Linked DNA regions of Homo sapiens: region 2 is linked to region 1. A link is a loop called in an ENCODE intact Hi-C map of the cell type or tissue named here. Cell type or tissue: psoas muscle. All regions are shown on one strand. Each heading gives the region's core, and the rest is flanking DNA. Links, peaks and the distances in the headings are about the cores only.

Region 1 (12,293 bases), core at 3,842-7,841:
ACTTCCTTCACTTATAGAATAAAATCCAAACTCTCCCAGCATCATAGAGAAAAGTTCTTCACATATAAGTGCCCATCTACCTTTCAAACCTGTCTCCGCTCCTTACCCTATGCTCCCAACACACCCAATTATCCTCCAAGCCCCCAAATCCAATCACATTCCCTTCATCTGGGGTGCCCTCCAGGTCTTTGCCCGGGGAAATGCTATCCACTCCAAGACTCAGCTGAAACACCACCTCTCTGTGAAGACATCCCTAACTCCCCAGGCATAGTCTGTACATCTCTCTTTTATCCCTCTATCGCCTTGGGTTAATATAATAGTGTTTCCCCTGTTTCTGGTAATTGATCTGTTTTTAAGACTCTCTTCCTGAGTGGAAAGCAAGAAGATATTGCCTTCATCTTTGCATGTGAGCACTAAGCACCTTGGTCACCTTACCTAAAGGGAACACGCTTCCTGCTATGTTTTTCTCCCTAGCGCTACCATATACTTGCTTGTTTACTTGTTTATTACCTGTCTCCCTCCACTGGACTATGAACTACATGAAAGCAGGTATTTTTGTCTATTCTGCTCTCCTCTGTAGCATCAATGCCCTGAATAATGCCTGGCACATGATAGGCACTTAATACATATTTGCATGAACGTGGATCCAAAATGACTTAGAACAGTGTCTAACACATTCAACATACAAGTACCTCCTACTCCCTAGAATTTTTCTCAGTATTCCTCCAATTCTCCCTCCACCTCCTCTGCATTCCTACCATGACTACATGAGGTTCCACAATACTTGGCATTTCATCCATTAATGTATTTTAATCTTGTCTTTCTAAGGAGATTATAAAAATCCCAAGGACAGGTGCCACGTCTTTTAAGAAAGTCAATGTTAAGTATAACTCATGCTAGGCACTTCCATGCTTATTGGATCACTTAAGTTTTTTTCCCAAACATCCTGCAAAATTATTTTAGTATTCCAGGTTGACAAATAAACTAACAGAGGTGCAGATCTACCTAAATTCACATGGCCTTTAAGTAGCTATTCAAATCGGTTTTGACTCTAACTTTTATGTTCTTTCCAGTACTTCACACCGCATCTGTTAATTTAGCTCTGGCTGGGTGCAGTGGCTCACGCCTGTAATCCCAGCACTCTGGGAGGACAAGGTGGGTGGATCACTTGAGGTCAAGAGTTTGAGACCAGCCTGGCCAACATGGTGAAACCCTGTCTCTACTAAAGATACATAAATTACCTGGGTGTGGTAGTGGGGGCCTGTAATCCCAGCTACTCGGAAGGCTGAGGCAGGAGAATTGCTTGAACCTGGGAGGCATAGGTTGCAGTGAGCCAAGGTCACACCACTGCACTCCGGCCTGGACAACGTGAGTGAAACTCTCAAGGAAAAAAAAAAAAAAAAAAGCTCTGTTAGGGATTGAATTGTGTCCCTGCAAAATTTATATGTTGAAGCCCTAACCCACAATATGACTGTTAGATAAGGCCTTTAAGGAGATAATGTTAACCTTTTAACAAGGTTACATGAAGTCATAGGGTGGGCCCCTGATCCAATAGGACTAATGTCTTTGCAAGAAGAGAAAGAGACACCAGGAATGTGTGTGTACAAAGAAAAGGCAGCCACCTGAGAGCCACAGGGAGAGGCCCCAGAAGAAACCAGCCCTGTCAACACTGTGATTTTGGACTTCTAAACTCCAGAACTGTGAAAAAATAAATGTCTGTCGTTTAACCACCCAGTCTGTGATATTCTGTTAGGACAACCCTAGAAGACTAATGCAAGCCCATTGTTAAATTTTTCCAAAGCTATAGAAAAGCCAAAAGGAGAAAAACAATCACCCACAAACTCATCATCCAAAAGCAATCACTATTAACATTTATTCTATGATCTGGTCTTCTTTAACTTTGCATATTTTTAAATAATTGTAATTAGACTGGAAATACAAATTGGTTACACCAGCTTTTCAATTAATATTCTTAAGTTTGTGTACCATTTTAAAATTAATATTATAATGATATGACAATTACTATTTATCCATAAGGAGAAACTTTTTCACGTATTTTTCAAAATGTTTTCCCTTGTGAAAAGAAGAAAAAAACTTTTCCCTTGTGAATTGTCTATTCTTTGCCTACTCACTATTTCCTTGCACATTATATAAAGAATATTCTTTTTTATCCATTTTTTGGAATGATTTTCTATGCTGTTTCTCAATTATCTCACCCAGTAAGTACCTACCATTGTGCTGAATACAAAATTAGTGTGACCCAATATTGATGATCAATCATTAAAAATCATTCACCCAACCGAATGATCAAGGTTAACATCAGCGGTATGAAGTCATGTTGACATCACATGCACCTGCCATGAGGCAATGAAAAGGGCACTTCATCTTCATGGTATTCTTCCCAGAAACCCAAAACCCTGGTCTAATCACAAGAAAACATCAGACACATGCAAATGGGGAACATTCTACAAAATGTCTAACCAGTCCTCTTGAGAAATGTCAAGGTCGTAAAAAACAACAAAAGACTGAGAATCTGTCACAGATTGGAGAAGACTAAGGGGCTGTAATGACTAAATGCAGCATCGTATCCTGGATTAGATTCTGGAAAAGAAAAAAAGTCATTAGTAGAAAAACAAATCAGAATAAAGTCTATCGTCTAATTAATAGTATTGTATCAATGTTGAGTTCTTACTTTTTATAAATATGCCACTGTTATGTAAGAGGTTAACATTAAGGAAAACAGGTGAAGAGTATACAAAAAGCTCTCTGTACTGCCTTTGCAACTCTTCCATAAATCTAAAATGATTTCGACATTAAAAGGTGGGTTTTGTTTTTAATGATTCACTCTGGATGCATAACTAGTGGCATTTCACAGACAATCGCACCTTTATCCAACACAACCTTAACCCTTTCATCAACAACCTTAAATTACAAAATAAAAGAAGTATTTATTGAGTTCATAATAAATTAGAAGATAGCTAAGACCCAGAAACAGAGATTACGTATTGAGTGTGAGTTTGCTGAGCTAAAAAGGAGATTGACAACAACAAAATTAGGTCCATATGACAGGTCAAAATCATGCTCTCTAAGCAGAAAAAGTGGACCACACAAACTAAAGACAAGTTCCCCCAAGGTGGCATGGTATGTTGGAAATATCCTGGTTCTGAAATTGAGTCACACAACTGCCAATTTCCTGTTGGTTAGGAACCTTAGGAAAGTAAATAATCTTCCAGAGTCTTGGTTTCTTCAAATTTAAAACTGAAGTGGTAAGGTTTATTTTATGAAACTGTGGAGTAGGGGGTCAATCAACTTTTTCTGCGAGTTAGGAAATATTTTTAGGCTTTGTAGATCAGACGGTCTATGTCCCAGCCATGTAACTCTGGTGCTATAGCTCAGAAGAAGCCACAGACAACGTGTGAACATGCGGCCTGGGCCTTAAAGAAGAAAGTAGCTGGGGAGTAAGTAGAAAAAGGAAGAAATTAATAGCTTCCATATGCCACAGAATTCACCCAATGCCATAGCTGGGATCATGCAGGAGGAGCACTGTGGTCAGAGATCTCTATTTCCAAATGTGAATATTGTTCACAGAAAGGATATGCTATCAGCACTTTGGGAACATGACAGCTGTAACATGTGTTTGCTGTGTTATTTAAAAATATTTAGCACAACCATAGAAGACAATACAAATAAATAAGAAGGATGAAACTCAAAGGATATATTACTTAACCGTAATGGCTAATTTTATGTGTCAACTTGACTGGGCCAGAAGGTGCCCAGACATTTGGTTAAACATTACCCTGGGTGTTTCCATGAAGGTGTTTTTGGAGGAGTTTAACACTGAACTTAGTAGACTAAGTAAAGCAGATTTCCCTCCCTCATGTAGGCGGGCCTCATCCCATCAGTCAATGCCCTGAATAGACAAAAAGACCAACCCTCTCCCAAGGAAGAGAGGACTCCTCCTGCCTGACAGCCTTTAAACTATTGTCTTCAATGTTGAATAGAAACATTGGCTTTTCCTTTCTCAATGGCATGGTCACAGACACACTTTCAAACCACTACATTGTGATTCTTTTATTAGAATGGGAATAAAATGTGTCCTTCCTGGTGAAAGAACATAGTTACAAGGGCCATGCCAAAAACACTTCCTTGAGATCCCCAATTGCAAATCAGGTAAACCTCACATGTGTCACCTGCATTAAACCCACCAGTGATTGGAGGAGAGTGTCACAGTGAGCAATGGATGTCTTTAGAAACACACAGGCGGCCTCTCACGGATGTCTCCAAGTGATAGAAGATGCTATAAATATACACGAGGGTATGAAAAAGCAGCCTTTGCTGACAGAAACCCTCAGGGTTAAGCTGTCAGAAAATAAATGATACTGGTATAAGGCAAGGAGAACTTGTTTGCAAAACAGAACAACCTGAGTTTTCCACCTCTGACATGGACTTATCTAAAAAGATGCTACATGAGAAATACTTCCGAGAATTCTGATAGTATCCTAATTTCAGAGACCCTTGATCCAGCCATGAGTTTATAACCAGAAGGGTGAAGAACTCTTCCTGAGAAAGGTTGCATTTTGCTTCTATGTCAAGAAGCCATTCGTCCTCCCTTTAATTCCAATTACAGAAATTCATGCTAAGAAATGAAACAGAGATGTGAGAACAATGCATCTGTAACAGTGTTTATTTCAGCATCATTTCTGAAAGAAAATTTGAAACAATATCTAAGTGTCCATTGATAGAGAAATGATTAAATATTAATATTAAATGATTAAATATGATTAAAAATGCAGCATAGGCAAAAGGTAGAATAGTATGTTGCTGTCAAAAATCAGTTTTTGAAGAGTAATGATCTGGAATACAGTATGTTCATTACATAATATAACGTTAAAAGGAGGATGTAAAGTTATACATTCAACATGATTTCAGTTTGATCTCTAAAATGGTAAGAATTCTTGTTTTCATAATACTTTTCTGTATTTTCCAAATTTTCTACAATGGAAATCCATGACTTTTATAATCAGGGGGAAAATTATTATTCAAAGAAATGGATTTGTCCCAAAGAAAACTCCCCCTTTTCAGTGACAGTATGGTTCCAATAGCCCAGCACATGGATAAGAGAAGTGACTACAATAAAGATTACCATGATCCCAACCTCTAAAACATTCTCTCTCCGTGCCTCCTCAGCAAGGTATCCTCCTGCTAAAGGCAGTGTCTACACCCGTAGGGGGAATACTATTACAGACACTCTAGAGAACCAGGCCAACAGTGACTTTTCAGTTACATTGACGGCTCAAAGTTTGACCACAAAGCAGCATTAGCAGAGTGGGTTCTGTCTATTCAACAACAGATGATCCTGCCTCCCAATTATCACAGATAAGCCATTCAGCAAATGCACCATCAACCCAAACAATACTTGCAGGGTTCTAGCACTCTGTGCGATGAGTATTCAGGCGAACGGCTAAAGTTCGTGTCTGGCTAATTTTAAAATGTGCTGACTATAAAATTTTCCCAGTATTGCCAGTATAGGGAAGAGCACCTCTCTAATTAAAACAGCTCCTCTGTTCTCTGTTTCTTCTTTCAATGACTTAACATTACCATCGCCAGCTTTGTCTTAGGTGTACAACAGTCTAGAGTACTTGTAACTGATGCCCAGTGAAAGGGCAAAACTGAGCCGTTCAAATGCTTCACAGCCTGAGCGGTTGTGTCTGCGTGCATTAATGAGCATGCATAGTAATGGAGATTTAGCGTGGATACAGAGGGACATCTAGTGACCAGCTAAGTAAAAAACACAGTGCAGCCTGCAAACTACATGGAGGCGGCCATGGATCCTTCACCTAAAGTTGTGCTTTATTTGATGAATAAGTATTGAACATCTATTATGTCCAAGGCACTGCACTAAATTTAGGGGTTACAAAGAACAAGACAAAAATCCTTCCATGAGAGACAGGATTTTCCATAATTTAAAGCTGATGGAAAAACATCTCCTTAAGTAATGAGTAATTTTTCTGTTGTCTCTATTTATGAAAGGCAAAACGAAATTTCACACTCAAAAGAGAACATCCCTCAAAGGAAACCCAAATTATTTGCTTTCCTATTGTAAGATAATTTTCCAAAAGCACTAGAAATAAAGTAATATTCTATGTCAGCAATTCCAAACTTGCAATACATGCAACAAGTTTTTTCTTTGATTTGTGTAACAATTTCCCATATTTCTTCCCGAACCCAAAGGGATGAGTATTATAGAACAGTGCTCTCAAAATAAATTAAAACAAACTTAGCCCTGATAATTTTAGAAATTAACTTTATCCTACTCTTTAAGTTAATCAGTCCCAACATTAGGCTCACAAACTAACCAAAAGTAAATACAAAACTGGAAAATGCTGAATTCAAGCCCCAAAACTACTATCAAAGACACGAAAGCAGGAACTTTTCTCACCTAACATCCAAAGGAATCTGTGTGTGTGTGTGTGTGTGTGTGTGGTGTGTGTGTGTGTTTTAATCCTTTACTCCCCACCACCACTAAAAAAATATTAATATGTGAAAGTTTTGGAATGTATTTTATTTTGAATATCATAATGTTTTGCATACATAAAATGGCACATTGCAAACCACACTATCATGCACTTCTTTTCTGTTATAAGAGGAGGAAAACAATTAAATATTGCTGTACATGGAGCACGTCAAGAAGTTTGTGAGCAATCCTAGAGAGGGTCGAGTGCCTTTCTTCTGGGAAGAGCCAGTGACAACCCAAATCACCGGGTCATGTAAGACCCATGAAAGTAAAAGCAACTCAACTCAGAGTTTATTTTATTTGAGGTTTTTGGTGAATAAGAAATACAGGATATTGCCGTTATCTTCAAAGTGAAGACTAAGCAACATTAAATTATTCAGTAAACGCAGTAAGTAAAAATAAGCTCCAGTTCTACCTTATATACATTTCAGAAAAAGACGCTATGATGAGGGTGGTAATCAGGATAAAACAGAGACCATGAGACCAACGTGGACCTTACCATGAGCCACATGCCCTGAAGGTAGACTGGCTATCTTTGGGAAAATCTCAACTCTTCAGATTAAAAGGGTGAATGAATATTTCCAGGATTTTTAAATTAAATGTGTTTAGCTATGGCCATTGATGCCTTTTTGTCCTCATTCATTTTCTTCCCAACCTTTAGGGTTACTCCTGCAGCCCTCTCTAAGCTGCATTGGCCTCTCTCACCCCAGCAGCCCTGTAGCAAACCCCACAGTCCCATGCTGGCCAGAGGAAGGCAAGGGGGCTCAGCCCATAAAACTTCATGACTGTCTCAGCTCTGCCTCTTTCCTTCTGGCCTTTTCTATAGTCATGGCTCTCAAATAGCTCACCTGTCACCATCTCCTTCCGACAGTGTCTTCCAGATGGCTTTGAATACCAGTACCAGGCCAGGCTGAGCCCACAAAGGGCACCAACCAGATAGGCCACTGAGATGGGGCCGGGGTCAGACCTATTGGATCCATGCATGCTGTATACACATTGGTGTGCACACACACACACAGCATGAGCAAGCACGAACACACACACCCCAACTTACCTCCTCATTACACATTATACGCCTGCATGCACACACATACACCCCTACTTACTTACTTCCTCATTATACATCACACATCTGCACACACACACAACCACTACTTACTTCCTCATTACACATCATACACCTGCGTGCACACACACACAAACTTACCTCATTACACATCACACATTTGCACACACACACATCCCTACTTACCTCATTACACATCACACATTTGCACACATACACATCCCTACTTACCTCCTCATTACACATATCTGCACACACACACACACACCACTACTTACCTCATTACACGTCACACATCTGCACACACACACTTACCTCCTCATTACACATCATACATCTGCACATACACACACACCACTACTTACCTCCTCATTACACATCACACATCTGCACACACACACACACCTTCCCACATACTTCCTCATTACACATCATACACACACACACATCCCTACCTGTGTACCTCATTACACATCATATATCTACACACTCACACACACACAGCCTTTGATAAGAAGAATTGTATGAAATAAATGAACAACTGGTGGCCACTGTCATTAAACCAAGCTTGCTCACCCCTGATTTCAACAGTGTCGGCTCCCCAGAAAGGAGGCCAGGTCAATGCTGCCGTGTCAGCAGAAAGGACAGTGTGCTTCCAGATGAAAAATACCCAGAGAAATTACAAAGACAGTTATGGTGATTAATCAAATTGGAAGACTTAGAATTTACCTTCAAACAGGATTTCTCTCATGCCTCTATTCACAACAGCATAAGAACGTACACATCGGGACAGAACAGTGGCCCAGCAAGACCTCCATCCAGACAGCTCCAGCCTGTCCTCTTGTCACAGGCCCCAGCAAGGATCTCGTGCCACTCCTCCCCACCTCTCCTGGGTCTGCACCCAGTGCTCTGTCATCCTGGTAGACTGTAGTTGGGGTGGCCATCACCCCATTGGCCAGGACAATCCCAGTTACTCCTATTGCCCTGGCATAATTGTTATTAGCACTCTCTTTTTATTCTGAAGAGCTTTGGTCTGGATAATATGTTACATAGCAATTTACCTGTCGGAATGTTTTCTCCACCAACACACCTTTCTTAACTGTTCAGTTGCAGCGTCAGTGTAAGCACGGGACGCAGATCCTTGCATAGCCCCGTGATTATATGTTGGCCCTGTCCGTGGTTCCCAGAGGTCATTGTGGACACCTTGTAGGCCATGTACTTGTTGTCCAAGGTAAATGGATCACACGTGCCTTCTGCCTTTTACCTTCCACCTTCAATCATGTTGAACTCGAATCTGCATCAGATACACAGGTGAGTGAATACTCAACAAGAGAGAAGAACTCTAATGTATTGAAGCCTATTAATGGATCCATAATAAAAATAATTATCTGTAAGGTTAAGGAAGATATTCAGCTACTCAGTAGTAAGTAATCACTGAAACCTTTTAGAGAAGCTCAATTCAAAATTCAAATGGGGTGAAATCCATGAACCTCTTTATTTACTCTTAATACTAGTAAATGTAGAGAAGGTGGCAAAGCATAGTTCACATGAATTATTAGAACTGACATTCAAGTGTAAATAAGCCTTTTATTTATAAATGTCATCAGTATTCTGTTCAAGTGTGTCATGAACCTGTCACCTCATGACAGACACTCAGCAAGTGTTTGTTGGCTCATTTATTCGCAGAACAAAACCATTTCTCAGGCTGCATCTGCAGGCAGCATCGCAGGTGGTGATGAGGTCAGGTGGGGATCAGACACGCCTCTCTTAAAGCCTGGCTCTGCCTTATTAGCTCTTGACTTTGAACAGTCCCTTCACCTCTCTGAGTTTGTTTCCTGCCTTTGAGTAGGGATCATAGCAACCAATCCCCTAGCATCATTATAGTACCGCGTTTAAAGTCCTTATCACAGTGCCCGGCACTGAGAAAGCTTTCAATCTTTATTTTTACCTAAAAAATTCATATTGTGCTTATTATGTGCCAGGCCCTGTTCTAAGCGCTTAGCATATATCAATTCATTTCATCCTGTTAACGACCCCATCGTATAATTTTCTTTTTGAGACAGAGTCTCATTCTGTTGCCCAGGCTGGAGTGCAGTGGCATAATCTCAGCTCACTGCAACCTCTGCCTCCTGGGTTCACACGATTCTCCTGCCTCAGCCTCCTGAGTAGCTGGGATTACAGGTGCATGCCACCATACTCAGATAATTTTTGTATTTTTAGTAGAGAGAGGGTTTCACCATGTTGGCCAGGCTGGTCTCGAACTCCCAGCCTCAGGAGATCCACCCACCTCAGCCTCCCAAAGTGCTAGGATTACAGGCATAAGACATTGTGCCTGGCCAACCCCATGATATAAATATAGATATTAGTATTGTTCCCATTCTACAGATGCAGAGCTGACACATACAGAGGGTAAGTCCCTGTTCAGAGTCCCACAGCTGGTTACCACCCAGTTAGCCTGGCTCCAGACTCTACTCTCTTCATGCTGCACTAGGCTGCCACTATGGTTTGAACGTGTTCCCTCCAAAATTCAGGTGTTGAAAGTTAACAGCCAGTAAAATGATATTTGGAGGTGGGGGCCTTTAAGAGGTGATTAAGCCATAAGAACCCCTTTTTCATGAATGAGTTTAAGGCCCCGGAGGCTTCACACAGCAGTGTTTGTAACTTGCTCTTCTACCTTCCACCAAGTGAGGACACAACTTCCCTCCCCAACAGAGAGTGCAGCCCTCACCAGACAATCCAACCCACCAGTGCCTTGATCTCGGACTTCCCAGCCTCTAGAACTGTGAGGAAATAAATTGCCATTCTTCATAAATTGCCCAGTCTCGGGCACTCTGTTTTAGCAGTACAACATGGACTAAGATAGCTGCTATTCCATTTTTCAACATTGCTGGAGCCCACATGGAGAATTAACTAGAGCTCATGGAGGCCGAAAGCCCAGGAGCTGAGTGAGAAGCTCCACAGGTGGTGTCTTGGCACAGACTTGAGCGGTACAGTTACTGCTACCATGACCCCCAGCAAGCTGATCCATAGAGATAACCAGCAGCCAGCTCATTCCATCTTAAACCCAGATGGATCCTGAATTATCTTCTATTACTTAAAAAAAAGAAAAAACTTATCTTCATTTTCCCTTTTGCACTGATACGAACAGACGTGGAGAGAAGATGCATCCAACAGTACCATATCTCCAGATAAAGAAGCAATGCTGAATCATTCCTTCAAAGTGAAAGTGTTTCAAAGAACCTGCTGCTTAATTCAACCTTTACTTCAGAGATACACTGAGTGGAAAATCATAATTTAGTGATAGCTTGAAGGACTTCCTGAACTCACTAGGGTACGAGTAGGTGGGGGATGGGGGTCTGTTACGGGTTTGTGTCCCCTCAAAAAATACATGCTGGCATTCTAACTTCTAGCACTTAATTTGAAATAGGATCTTTATGGAGTAATCAAGTTAAAATGATGTCATTAGTGTCGGTTCTAATCCAATACTACTGCTGTCCTTACAAAAAAGGGGAAAATTGGACACAGAAACAGACACACATAGAGGGAAGATAATTTGAAAAGACACAGGGGCCAGTTGCAGTGGCTCACACTTGTAATCCCAACACTTTGGGAGGCCAAAGCAGGAGGATTGCTTGAGCCTAGGAGTTCAAGACCAGCCTGGGCTACATAGGGAGACCCCCATCTCTACAATATATTAAAAAATCAGCTGGGTATGGTGGCGCGTGCCTGTGGCCCCAGCTACTCAGGAGGCTGAGGCAGGAGGATCACTTAAGCCCATGAGGTCAAGGCTGCAGTGAGCCATGTTCATGCCAGTACACTCCAGCCTGGGTGACAGATAGAGACCCTGTCTCAAAAAAGAGAGAGAGAGAGAAAGAAAGAGGGAGAGAGAGAGGGAGAGAGAAGGGGGGGACAGAGAGAGAGAGAAGATGACCATCTGCAAGTCAAGTACAGAGGCCCAGAACAGATTCTCCTCACAGCCCTCAGAAGGAAACAACCCTGCAAAGAACTCATATAAGCTGGACAGTGAGCAGATGCTAGACAATGGGCAGAGACAGGGAGCTCAGTGCCCCCAGGCAAGACCAGCAGAACCCCACTCTTGGCATAAGAGGGTCCACATGCTCTGAGTGGAGGCCTGAGGTCGTTCATCAACAGAGCAGCCACTTCAGGCCGAGGGTGAGTGGTGCCTAAACTCCCTGCTTCCCACAGAGGAAGGGCCAAGCCACACAGCTCAGCAAACATCCATTTCCCTTCTCCTTCCTCCCATCTGACTTGCTGCTGACTGAGGAGACCCTGAGAGAGTCCCCACTCTGCCACTGGGGTCACCTGCCCACTGAAGCCAAGAAAAGTCCCATCCAGCTCAGCTCCCCTGGCCAGCCCTGAACAGGCAAGGAAGCCCCTTGCTCTAGCAATTCTATTTCTAACCCCCGCCCCCTCGAGGTTGACAGTCATCACCACTGAGGCCTATTTTATTAAAACCTGGGACAGGGGTATGTTCCCCTTCCACAGGTTCCCTTCCACCTAGATTAACCCTTTGCCTAATTGGCAGAGGTGTAGCAAATGAAGGCAGTTGAACCTGAGGGTGCTACCCTGAAAAAGCAGAAGTCCTTCCCTGTATATTCTTTTATTATTATTATTATCTTTAAAGACAGGGTCTCACTATGTTGCCCAGGCTGGTCTTGAATTCCCAGCCACAAGAGAACCTCCTGTCTCAGC
Region 2 (12,293 bases), core at 4,774-8,773, 1.3 Mb before region 1:
ATTAATTGGGGCTAGGGCTGTGGTTTCATCAGAAGGATTGATTGGGGCTAGGGCCATGGTCTCATCTGAAGGACTTATTAGGGCTGGATAATCCACTTCCAAGATGGCTGGCTCACATGTCGTTTGGCAGGAGGTGCAGTTAGTTTTTTTTACCACTTGGGCCTCTTCATAGGACTTCTTTAGTGTCCCCACAACATGGCATCTGGCTTTTTCCAGAGCAATGATCTAAGAGAGACCAAGGAAGAAGCCATAATGCCTTTTATGACTTTGTCTCAGAAGTTACATGCTGTAACTTCTGCCTTATTTTATTCATTAGAAATATGATCACTAAGTCCAGTCCTCAAGGAAAGTGGAATTAGGCTCCACCAATTAAAAGAAAAGGCAAAGAATTTGTGGACAAATCTTTAAAATACCACATCTACTTTTTTTTCCACAAAAAATAGTACACTGGAAATACATTGGTTTACATCTTGCTTTCTTCCCTTAACAATATGTCTTGGAAATCACTCCTTATCAGTGCCTCTAGCTCTGTCACATTCTTGTGAAAAATGTCATAGTATTCTGGTGATGTGTATACTCTATAATCATTTTCTTGTAGGTAGTTGTTTAGGTAGCTTCCTCTTTTTGATATGTTAAATAATGGTGTAGTGAATATCCCTCCACAGATGCATAATAATATATGGGAGCTAAATTCTTAGAAATGGCATTGCTACGGGAAAGGGTGTGCATATTTAAGATTTTGATAACCATTACCAAATTTCCTCTTCAAAGAGGTGATACCATGTAATGCTCCTCTGACACTATATCAGTGCCATGCTTATTTCCACAAACTTCTCTGCTGAGGTATTATCAAATATTTTGAATCTGAGAGGTGAAAATAATGTCCATTGTCATGTAATTTGCATTTCTTTTATTATGTGTGAGGTCGAGTATACTTTTATATATTTAAAAAGTATATAAGTATTCTTTTATATATTGATATTTGTTTTTCTGTGAGATGGCTGCTTATATTCTCTGCATTTTTCTTATGGGCTTTTGACCTATTCTTTCTGATTTTGATGTTAAAGAAGTTAGACTTTTGTCTGTCACATGTGTTCCATATATTTTTATAAGAGTGTGCTGACTGTTTGCACTTGAAAATGTATCCTTTTAGTCTTAGTAATTTCTTGTAATTGATGCATGGGAAAGCAAAGTGTGGATGATGATGGCACTCTTAGAATCTCCAACTTCATTCATTGACATCTTTAAAGGTTGCTTTACTTTATACTCTATAACCTCTTAAATCCTGAAGAATCAGGTATTTCCAGTCCTACCCCTTTCCCTCCATTTTTTTTTTTTTTTTTTTTTTTTTTTTGAGACGGAGTCTCGCTGTGTCTCCCAGGTTGGAGTGCGGTGGCGCGATCTCGGCTCACTGCAAGCTCTGCCTCCCAGGTTCATGCCATTCTCCTGCCTCAGCCTCCCAAGTAGCTGGGACTACAGGCGCCCGCCAACACGCCCAGCTAATTTTTTGTATTTTTAGTAGAAACGGGGTTTCACCGTGTTAGCCAAGATGGTCTCGATCTCCTGACCTCGTGATCCGCCCGTCTCGGCCTCCCAAAGTGCTAGGATTACAGGCGTGAGCCACCGCGCCTGGCCCCCTTTCCCTCTATTTTTAATTAACAGGTACATTTTATCAAGTGTATGCCCTTTTAGAATGAAACTCCATGTGGCATGGTAAGAATCCCTTTTCAAAACAAAGTTTAAACTGTACAGACAGGAGGATCACTTCATGCCTATATCACCCCATCTTCAGATGTAAGATATATCGCTTTGATCTTTGCATAATATCTACTGAAATTTATTTGATTCCCATAAATCAAAACCATTGTGAAAATATCACCTGTGATGCAGTGATATAAAAATATTGCCTCTGAGGTTGTGTCTCTTGGCCAGATATTCTATTTGTGCTCCAGTCTGTTGAAAGAATTGACCAAAATTTATAGAGAATGAGGAGATCCAGAGAATTGTGGAGGACAATGAAGCCTACCTATAGCTTATGTTTACGGAGTGGGAGGGTGATATGGTTTGGCTCTTTGTCCCCACCCAAATCTCATCTCGAATTGTAATCTCCACATGTTGAGGGAGGGATGTGGTGGGAAGTGATTGGATGATGGAAGCAGTTTCCTCCATGTTGTTCTCATGATAGTGAGTGAGTTCTTATGAGATCTGATGGTTTAAAAGTGTGGCACTCTCCCCTATCCCCACCCTGCTGCCATGTAAGATGTGCCTTGCTTCCTCTTCACCTTCCACCATGATTGTAAGTTTCCTGAGGCCTCCCCAGCCATGTGGAACTGTGAGTCAATTAAACCTCTTTTCTTTATAAATTACCCAGTCTCTGGTAGTTTTTATAGTAGTGTGAAAGTGGACTAATACAGAGGGAGAACTGAAATGCTCAAATATCAAAGGTTGTTTGAAAAAATAATTTTGAAGCTTTTGTGGAAAACACAGACTCTGTTGACATATTCCAGATTTTTACTAGGTTTGTGGATTTTATCCCTCAACTCACTGTTTCTCTTCTTTTAATAGTATATGGCTGTTCACATAAAAATAAGTAGGGAGAAGTAAACGCTGCTTTTTTTTTTTTTGTCCTTCACACTACCAAGTGCTGTTTTGCACCCAAATGTATATTTTAAACAAATATTTATTGATTACCTGCCAAGTAGCAGACATTGTGCTTGGGGCTGGGGGTGTAACAGTGATTAGAACAAACACAGCCCCTGCTTTTCTGGAGAACTTCAGCCTAGACAGTGATCCAGAAAGAAACAACTACTATGCAACATGAGGAAGAGGACCACAGGAGATTGCTGGGCCGGGTGGGAAGAGCAGGCTGGCAGGCTGGGCAGTGACAACAGTCTAGGGGAAAGTTAGATTCTAGATCTCTGACCATGAGGCCTGGCCCCCTGCCATGTGCCTGTCTATTTGGAAGATGAATCAATTTATCCATCTATCTGCACAACAGATGGATGTATGAATGACAGCCATGTAGAAATAGCTACTCTGTCAGGTGGTCCATTTTTAATTATACATTTTGTAGAATGTAATTTTATATTACTATCCATAAGTTCTTTTCACCTAAGCCAGTGATGTCTCAGCAGCCAGATTGTGTTTACAGACCTTGACTTTGAGCACAGTAACTTTACAACTATTAAAGCTCTATGGCACATGAAAGATTATTTCCTTCTTCCTCTTTCTACGGTAGGAGACTACAGTGAGGAGTGTAAGTGAAGGCCAAAATGAGGGAGAGGAAAATAAATCACTGTAATTATAGTACACAAGCAAGGAGGACCTGGAAATGTGACCTAGGTCATTCCATGTCCCCTTTCTGCAGTTATTTCTTTAAGGAGCAGCCCTTATTTTTACAAAGGAGAGGCAACACAGTGCTGATGAAGTGGCTGTCAGTTTCAGGGCACCCTTTTGGTTTCCAGGTGTGAGAGTTCAAAACTGTCCTGGAGAAGCCAGGCAGTTGGGTCCTTTTCCATAAACCTAGATTTTGCCTTCCAGCTAGGGAGACTCTCCACTGGAGAGGGTACCTGGCTACTGAGAGAGAAGAAAGCCTGGACCCATTGTTCTCAAGGCTTTATGCTTTTATTTTCCTAGCTTTGGTGGGGTGGCAGGGTGGGGGGTGGTGTGTAGGATGCTGCAGTCCAGTAGGAAGAAGCTGATATGCACTCCAGCAATCCCCCAAGCGGTGACCCTGGTCCTCCTCTAGCCACCTGGGGACATGGGGATGATGAATCAAAGCAGAGATGAACAGAGGACACTGTTTTATTCCCTGGCTGGAACACACAGTGATATTCTGATGGGGTCCTTAGGGTGAAGGCCATATGGCCTGTCCAAGACGTCGGCACATCACAGCCATCATCTGCTTTGAAGGCCGCACAAACTAAAGGTGTTATTGGTCTGGAGATCCAGTGATACTCTTTCTCCCTAAATAAGAAAAATCAACACTTTTTTGGTGCCTTTGGTGTGAGAGCCTTGGAGGTGAGTTCAAAGAACCTTGGAAAGACTTAACTCTCTCCCCCAGCTTTGTTCTCTTTGTTTTAACTCCGGGTTGGATGTCTTCAACTCTCTTCCCATAAATGATCAAACTGGATGAAGTTTTAGGTTGCACTCGGCGGCTTCTCTGTGTCATGTAACTCTCCAAACAGAGAATCCAGTGCTTAAAGAAACACAGAGCTATTAACACATCAGACATGGAGGGGGACATTTTTTTGTTAGCTGCCCTTTTTACTAATATATTATAATGCTTTGAATCATAAATAACAGCAATAAAGCAAGAATGTTCTGTCACTCTCCAGGTATTGAGGCTCTGGCTAAGGGAAGTCCTGCACATATGTAGCTCCACCCATGGCTGAGTACAAAACAACAACTCCATTGCTTTTAGACACTACTAAGGTTTTCTTAACCCATTTATGCCTAGTATTCCATTATTGGACCGCTAAGCTTGTGGAAGTTATTTATATCCTACTGCTCAATGTCATCACCAAGGTCTGCTTTTTCACACAAAAAATTTGCAACCTCAGGCATAAATGGGTTAAGCCAGTTCAACTTAGTAAATAACTAAAATGCTCAAAGCATTTATTAATATGATTAAGAACATATGCTTTGGCCGGGCACGGTGGCTCACACCTGTAATCCCAGCACTTTGGGAGGCTGAGGTGGGCAGATCACGAGGTCAGGAGTTCAAGACCAGCCTGGCTAACATGGTGAAACCCTGTCTCTACTAAAAATACAAAGTTAGCAGGGCATGGTGGCACTCGCCTGTAGTCTCAGCTACTTGGGTGGCTGAGGCAGAAGAATCACTTGAACTCAAGAGGCAGAGGTTGCTGTGAGCTGAGATCACGCCACTGCGCTCCAGCCTGGGTGACAGAGTGAGACTCTGTGTCAAACAAAACAAAACAAAAACCCAAAACCAAAAACATATGCTTTGAGCATTTTGGCACAGCCTGGAATCATATAGTGTGGTGGATTAAAGATGGCTGCCATTTCTTTAATACTCCTATTAAGAAGTGAGGTTTGATTCTCCTCCCTCTGAATCTGGCCTGACCTTAGTGACTACTTCGTAACCAGCAGAATATAGTGGACGTGATGCTGGGTGATTTTTGTCCTGCAAGACTGTGTGGCTTCTGCCTTATTCACTGACCATCCTGAGGTCACCATGCTGGAGGGGCTACCTGTGGGTGCTCCATTTGACAATCCTAGCTGAGCCCAGCCTTCCAGCCATCTATGCAAGATGATGGGCATGTGTGTGAAGCTGTCTTGGCCCCCTCAGACCAGCCCATCCGCAAGACACTGGGCACATGTGTGAAGCTGTCTTGGCCCCCTCAGACCAGACCATCCACAAGACACTGGGCATGTGTATGAAACTGTCTTGGCCCCTCAGAGCAGCCCATCTGCCAGCTGAACACTGCTGAGTAACCTTCGTCAGTGCCACACGGAACAGAAGGATCGCCCAGGCAAACCTCGCTCAAATCCTTCACTCACAAAATCATGAGATACTATAAACCAGGTACTCTAGGCTGATAAATTGTGGGTAATTTGTTACGTGGCAATTGGTGACTGGGATATGCCATGACTGATGTCTCCTCTAAGCTAGTGAAATCTGAGTGGGTGAAAAGACAGGGCCAGATGGGAGGTGTGGAGTAACAGTTGAAAGCAATTCTAAAGGGGAGGGGGCAATCAGAGGAAAGGAAGGAGGCTCCATGCAGCCAGTTCTTCCATTTGGTGCCTGCATTTTTTCCCTTTTGAGTCACTGTAGGGATTGGACTACTCTGTCATTCAAGAACCTAAACCACCGGGATATATAAAAACAGGCTGCAATATTAAGCAGGCTTTCTAGAACAAGATGTTCCTTTGTTGCAATAATTCCTTGTGAGAATTTCACAAGGAAATAAGCTTTTCATCTCCATGTAAAAGCTTCAGTTGGTATCAGGCCATATTATTAAATATGGATTAAAAATAGCCCCGGAGTTTTTAAAGCATAATTCATATATAAGAATAGATGGCAAATACCAGTTTGTTTGCTCAAGGACTTCTTATGCCTTGATTCCACCTGCTGTTACAATGAACACTAACATAATTAAGCCTTTTGCTAGAATTGAAAGCTAGGAGCAATGTGGTTCAGTAATTAATCAATGTGAGTCGAGGGTAGTCACCCACTTAATCCATTGAATAATAAATTAATTGTTACAACAGCTGAAAAGAAAAAATACTATACATACTTAGGAATATGTTTAGGATTAGTAGTTTTTTTTAAATGTTTACACCTATGTTTGAAAGTGTTAAGATCTAAAATATATTTCTTAGCATCTAAATGTAGGAGTGAATAAAGTTAATTTCTAAGTTTTAATGAAGAGTGAGAAGTCTGTTTTAAGGGAAAGCCTAGCTCCTTTTATGGCCTGGAATGAGGAATCTGGCAATAAATTTTACTGATAATTACAGACAACGAGCATTGGGATGGAGCTGTCCGCTCCACTGGGGGTATGCAGTGTAAAGTATTGGTTGAGCATGCAAACAAAGTCAGTCTAGAAAGTGTGGACTTTTATTTATTTACAAAAAAAAATTTCTTTTCTAAAATAGGCCTTGCTGCAATGATGATACATGTTTCCTTTATAGACTTACAAGAAGTGTGATGCCTACTATTTGTGTCATAGTTTGAGCTGGTATAATAACAATGGACAATACTAGCAAAGATGTGAAAACGAGGGGACACAATAGTCTTTCCCCTCAATTCTCATCAGTGTGGCCGCCCCCCACCATTGGTTTGACTCTTATTCGGCTCGGAGCCTTATTTCTGCTGCTGGGTTTTGCTGGCTGTTGCTGTCCTCGCTGTCTATTTTTTCTCCCCACTAGAGCGCAGGCGAGGGAAGACAAAAGACGGAGAACGACGGTTCACCCGGGTGGTCTCCTCTGCGGCTGGCGTTCCCCTGGCCTTACAGAGAGGCTAAGAAGCAGAGACGCCTTACAGATAGTCTGCATAGACGCCCTGTATGGCCCATCTGCTCTGCCCTTGTCCCTTTCATTGTACGATGGCTTGACGCCTGCTCCACCTCAGGTAGCTCCATCTTGCGCCTAACCAAGAGGTGGGGGATAAGACCAGCGAGGGTCTCTAGTTTGCTAATATAGACTGTAGAGGAAGAAGGGAGAAGAAGGTGACTGAGCTGAGAAAGGCTTGGGCAGAGGGTGCAGGGAGACAGCTGAGCGGACCTCAGTGGTGGGTCTCATGACTGGGATGCAATGAGACTGATTTTCCTCCTTCTCTAAGGGAGACTTGACTTGTTTCTAAGGGGAAACAGAAATTCCAGAATTTGAGCTGAAGTAGCAAATTCTGATGGCCGCAATGTCAAAATTTCCCCCAAAGAAGCCTGCTTGTATTCTATGACTCCTTCGAAGGTGTCCAAGTCCCTTCTAGAAATTGTGAAATAGGTTTGGCGTGGTGGTGTGAGCCACTTGTCCAGCCAGGATCTTCCTTTCTAATCTCTCAGGGCACCTTTGTGAAGCTGCTCTCAGTGTGGGGTGAGGGAATGAGGTGGGCCAGCTCTCTCGCAGTTCAAAGAGAGAGCAAAGGGCTCCTTCTTTATTCTTCCCTTGCCTGAGGAGGACCCTGCCCACACCTGCATCTTTGAAGCCAACAGCCCTCTTGTTTCTTCCTCATGAACTGCAGTTCCAGATGCAGGGAGAGGGTGGAGCAGAGAAGGAGATGGATTTCTGGGCAATGCACCTCCCCTTTGGTTTTCCACACCTCCAGCAGTCGTGGTGAGACCCACTCTTAGGAAGACGTTGTCAGTGCTCAGCACAACCCCACAGGTGCGTGTTGACATTGGAGAAGCCCAGGTGAACTGGTGTTCGAAGGTACTTGGATGAAGAATGATGTTTTTCCTTTGGGGATTGGGAGGTGCGTGCAGAACAACACCAGAGATGGCTTCCACGGTCTGTGTTTCAAACCACGTGCCTTGTATCTCACTACCATTCGGAGTATTATTGTTTATTATTATGTCTTGCTCATTCTCATTGCAAGTCCACTTTCTTATATAGAAGGTGCTCTAACAAGTGTCTCGTTTGGTGAGTTAAGGGATCTGAAGCTTTTTTTTTTTTTCCTGAGAATCTTCTGGGGCTGGATGGACTTGGTGTCCACTGATACTGCTTGACACAGCTCCAGGGGCACTAAACTCCCCAGTGCAGGCTGGAATACAAATGCGCCCTGAGACGCTGTGCAATGTCAGGCTGGGGCCTTCTCTGGGGACTGCGGCTGCTGAAGATTTTTCTTTTCAATCCACTTTCTTAGGTTTGGCAGAAGCTTTCGGACAACTCCATGTCTTTGTTGGCTCTCTGATGTTTCCTTGAACGCTTTATCATTTTTGATTCACCCCAACACAGCGTGAAATTATGCTTCTTGCTCCACACTGTCTTATCCAAACAGATTCTTCTCTTTTCCTTTTAGGAGCCATTCTGACTCTAGCTCTCTAGTCTTGAGGCTAGACAAGTTTCTTCTCCTTTATTCTTGGAAAAGACTTTCATTATTTTCTGAGTCTGTTTCCCATAGTTGGATCACAGGAACTTGTTTGGAGCTTCCGGCAGGAATGTCCAGACCCTTGTATATTCCCTGACAAAGGACAGACCTCTTGATGGGTGAGGGTGGGGTGAGTGGGGATCTTTCTCTGGTCCGGCTCACAGCTCAGAGAGGGTGAGGGCACAGCGCTGCCTGGATATCCAGCGGTGCAGGATCAGCCTCGAGGCCAGTGCTGTCACCCCACAGCACAGCCAAGTTATCATCACATGACATTTTCTTCTCGAAATAGACAAGCACATATCTTTCCCTATTTAATTGCCTGCTGGTACCTTATTGTAAAATATTTGCAAGTTATTCTCTGTAGAGAATATATTTTATCGCCTCCTTTTCGAATTCCAGTTTTCTAAAGCCTCACTTTCCTTTATCCCTTAACACAGGACTGAAATATGGCAGTTTCTTAAGTCACTGGACTTGCCTAGATTGGATTTAGCGTAACACATGAGCTTATTTGGAAAATGCCAGCCTCTCCTTTGTGTGGTGTAGGTGTGTTTGTTCATCTGCAGGTGGCAGATGAAGTGACTCATTACCCTGACACTGGGTTGCTGTGTTCGCCATATGATTCGCAGCCAGTTAGGGACATTGGTTTCCTGGTCACTGAGCACAACTGCCCCCTTTGAAAACAGGAGCCTTTGAATATCTGCTCCTCAACTGCTTTATGGACAATTACATGAAGCTGATTTCAGCCTGGGTCAGGGTTAGTGAATCCTGAAATAGTGTGGGTGCCCCCTCCTTTTCTTTTCCCCAGGGTGAGGGTGGGAAAGGAGTTATAATACATGTCAAAAAAAAAAAAAAAAAAAAGCATGTGGCACAGAAAAGAATTCCTTATAATAAAGCCCAGACTTGGCCAGTCAGGCTGGTGTTTCTCCCTGTTTGGAGAGCAGCTGATCCCCTTTGGTCTTGGGCCACGGCCTTCCTCTCGTGTGGGTCAAACCAGGCCATATAGTTGTAGTCACTCACAGTGGAAAATGGGGGAAGGTAAAGTTTCCAGATAATTCCATAATGTCTGAGGTATCCTAAAGCTCTCTCTCTAAATTGCTAACTTCTACAGGGAGGTATTGTATGTCTTTGCTCACTGACATAGAACTTTCAAGGTTAGCAAATAAATTTTCCATGAACTAGGAACCCTTTAACTTGTAAAGATTCAGAGACTACAAGGAAATGCAAAACTGGAATCTAACAGTTAAAACTGGAGAAGTCACTCCTCTGAACATATTGATAGTTCTAATAAAATGTTGTGATTTCCCTAAATGCCACACTTTTTTTTTGATTCTGACCCTGATTTCCCTTCTCTTGAAGCTTAAAGCCAAGTTTTCTGATTTAATACATAATATGATTTTTATGCACTCCTGGTTGATTCTTTTGTCTGCTTTCACCAATGCAAAATGTCAGGCTGGCTTAAGTGTAAAGCTTGTGAAACCCGAAGTTTTGGTTTAGTAATACAGGCTTTCCTTTCAATCTCTGTGGCCAGGAAAAAAAAAAAGGGAGTGTCGGGGAAAACTAGCAGGTTGATACAGATGAGGTTTCTTAAACATGAGGATATAGGGCAAGGTTTACCAAATTTGCATTTAAATGAAAAATACCATCCCACTCTACCATTGATCTGGTGTTTGGTCCTACAGCACATTGTGCAATTGCCTTGCTCCTTTACAAGCAATTTTGTTTGTGCTGAGAGCCGTTCATTTGCGTGCTTTTTTTGTTGAAATTGTTCCATTAAGGAAGGCAACTGCAGGAGAAACTGATGATGTAATTGACTACAGGTGGCTCTTGTTCTTTTTGCCCTTTAAAATGAAGCAAAACTTTTCAATGAACGTGTCATCCATGAGATCTATTGAGAACTTTAATTTAGCAATCCAAATCTTCTTAGTATTTTAGGTTGCTATTTTTTTCAGTATTCCAGGTGACTTAATTTTAACATTTGAATACTAGGATACTTTATGGTAACAATGACCAGCTGTAGTCACTAAGACAGTTTCTCAAAACTGCCTCAAACTTTTTAGAAAGAGATCTGACAAGCATGTCTTTACAAAATGTAATTTATTAAGACAAGAGTGCTCATTTAGCTTTGCCACTTCTTCAGCCACCTCTGAGAAGGTGTCACCGTTGAGAAGGTATAGAAAAGTTATGAAAACGAACACCTTCACTTTGTGTATAAGGAAATGGACAGATAGTGTCAACTCATGGGGAGGTTAGAGGTCACTGGAGCTGGTGCCCCCTTTTAGTTTGGCCTGAGGGAAGATGACCACATATGTAGCTTGACGGACTGTGGCTTTTTTCTAGACAATCCTCTGTGATTCAGACTTTCATGAAAGGCTGGTGGGGGCATTTGTAGATAGGTGGATTCTCCCAGATCTCGCAAATCATACCACATAGATGATCACCTGCTTTCTACCTGACTGCAAAGCCTCTGATTTCTGGAGTCTTTTAAAAGGAAGTGTTCTAAAATCTATATTGGCTCTAAACCTGATCTCATAATAATTCCCTTAAGAACCCTTAAGATATTTCTGTTTACTCACTAGTTTCAGTGTAAACAAAAAGTACTATACAATTCCCAGCTCCCAGCTGCAGAGAAGTTTCATATATTGGTCATTGAAACTGACCTGAGTATGTTTGAAGGACTGGACTTTTTTCATTGTTAATAGATTGCTCTAGGCCTTTGGCCTCTTTAAAACTTAAAAACATTATAAGGAAAGAGGAAGAGAAGGCAGGTGCCTCCCCGGACCCCCACCTCCAGGGAGCTGTGCATTTCTAAAGAACTTTGCAGAAGAGCTGGGGAATTCTGAACCAGTTGAGAAAGCTGAGTCTGAACACTTTTAGAGATAATTAGAATTTCTTTTTCTTGGTCTGCTCTGCCAGCATATGGGGTGACCCTACTCTCCCACCACTGGACTTCCTCCCCAGCCCCACCCCTTGTTCTTTAATGAGAGTCGAGAAATAATTTACCAATCGTAAATTGCTGTTTTCCTAACATAAGGCAAAGTATGCACCATCTAGCTGCTGACCTCAAATCAAGATGCATTTTTAAAAGCACACTGTTCAGGTCCTAATTCTGTTTGAGGTGCCTAGACAAAAAGACATTGCCTTCTTCCGGTGATTCTTTTGTGAAGTCTAGGAGGTCTGTCAGGGGTTAGAAAGACCAGCTTGTCCTAGTTTTTCCAGGACTTTCCTGGTTTTAAAACTGAAAATCCTGTGTAGCAGGGAATCACTGAGTCCCAGGGAAATCTAGATGGTTTAGTCCCCCACTAGGGGCTAAAAACTAACTTGTAGCATTTTCCCACAAAACCTAATTAGGAATGGAGACCGTAAAAGGGAAAGTGATAAATGAGTGCATCTCTTGACCACTAGGGGGCACCAATGGCCTCCAGAAGTTGTTTCCCTACCTTGACGTTTGAGGGTAGGTTCTAAAAACCATAGTAAGGAACCAAGATTTAAAAAGGCAAAATGTCATGGGTAGTCCCTTCATCCTCTTGTGGTGATGATCCAGGTCTGTGCCCTGTTAGATTTTTGGCTAGAGGGACCTCAAATCACTCTTGCCAAGTTGAAAAATTGGCGAAAAATAACCATGTGAAGCCAAATAGAAAGTTCCATTTGGAGCTTGTCCATTAGAAGCTGTGGCCCCAAAGGTGATGTGAAGGAACAAGCAGGCCTGCCCACAGTTCAGGTCGAAACAGTTACTATAGTTCACAAG

The links. Hi-C counts contacts between places; a loop is a spot of excess contacts. Peaks named below come from ENCODE experiments on the same cell type or tissue, not always from the same donor. Only the 100,000 strongest peaks of a DNase experiment are listed, where the experiment ranks them.
Region 2: it touches region 1 in a loop (2.8-fold over the local background); 21 of 110 quality-filtered maps call a loop at or near these places.

Annotation. Positions count from the first base shown.
Region 1 is chr21:35,934,740-35,947,032 of GRCh38, forward strand. No RefSeq gene overlaps it. Among named protein-coding and RNA genes, the nearest start is that of LINC01436, 64 kb to the right of the region's middle. In psoas muscle, for the core only: a CTCF peak has its summit at 5,786; no DNase peak of the experiment used is centred there; H3K4me3 peaks cover 413 bases.
Region 2 is chr21:34,681,476-34,693,768 of GRCh38, forward strand. The region is part of intron 1 of CLIC6 (chloride intracellular channel 6); the gene reads left to right. Among named protein-coding and RNA genes, the nearest start is that of CLIC6, 19 kb to the left of the region's middle. RefSeq lists a silencer at 3,175-3,234. In psoas muscle, for the core only: no CTCF peak of the experiment used is centred there; a DNase peak (open chromatin) is centred at 6,926; H3K27ac peaks cover 850 bases.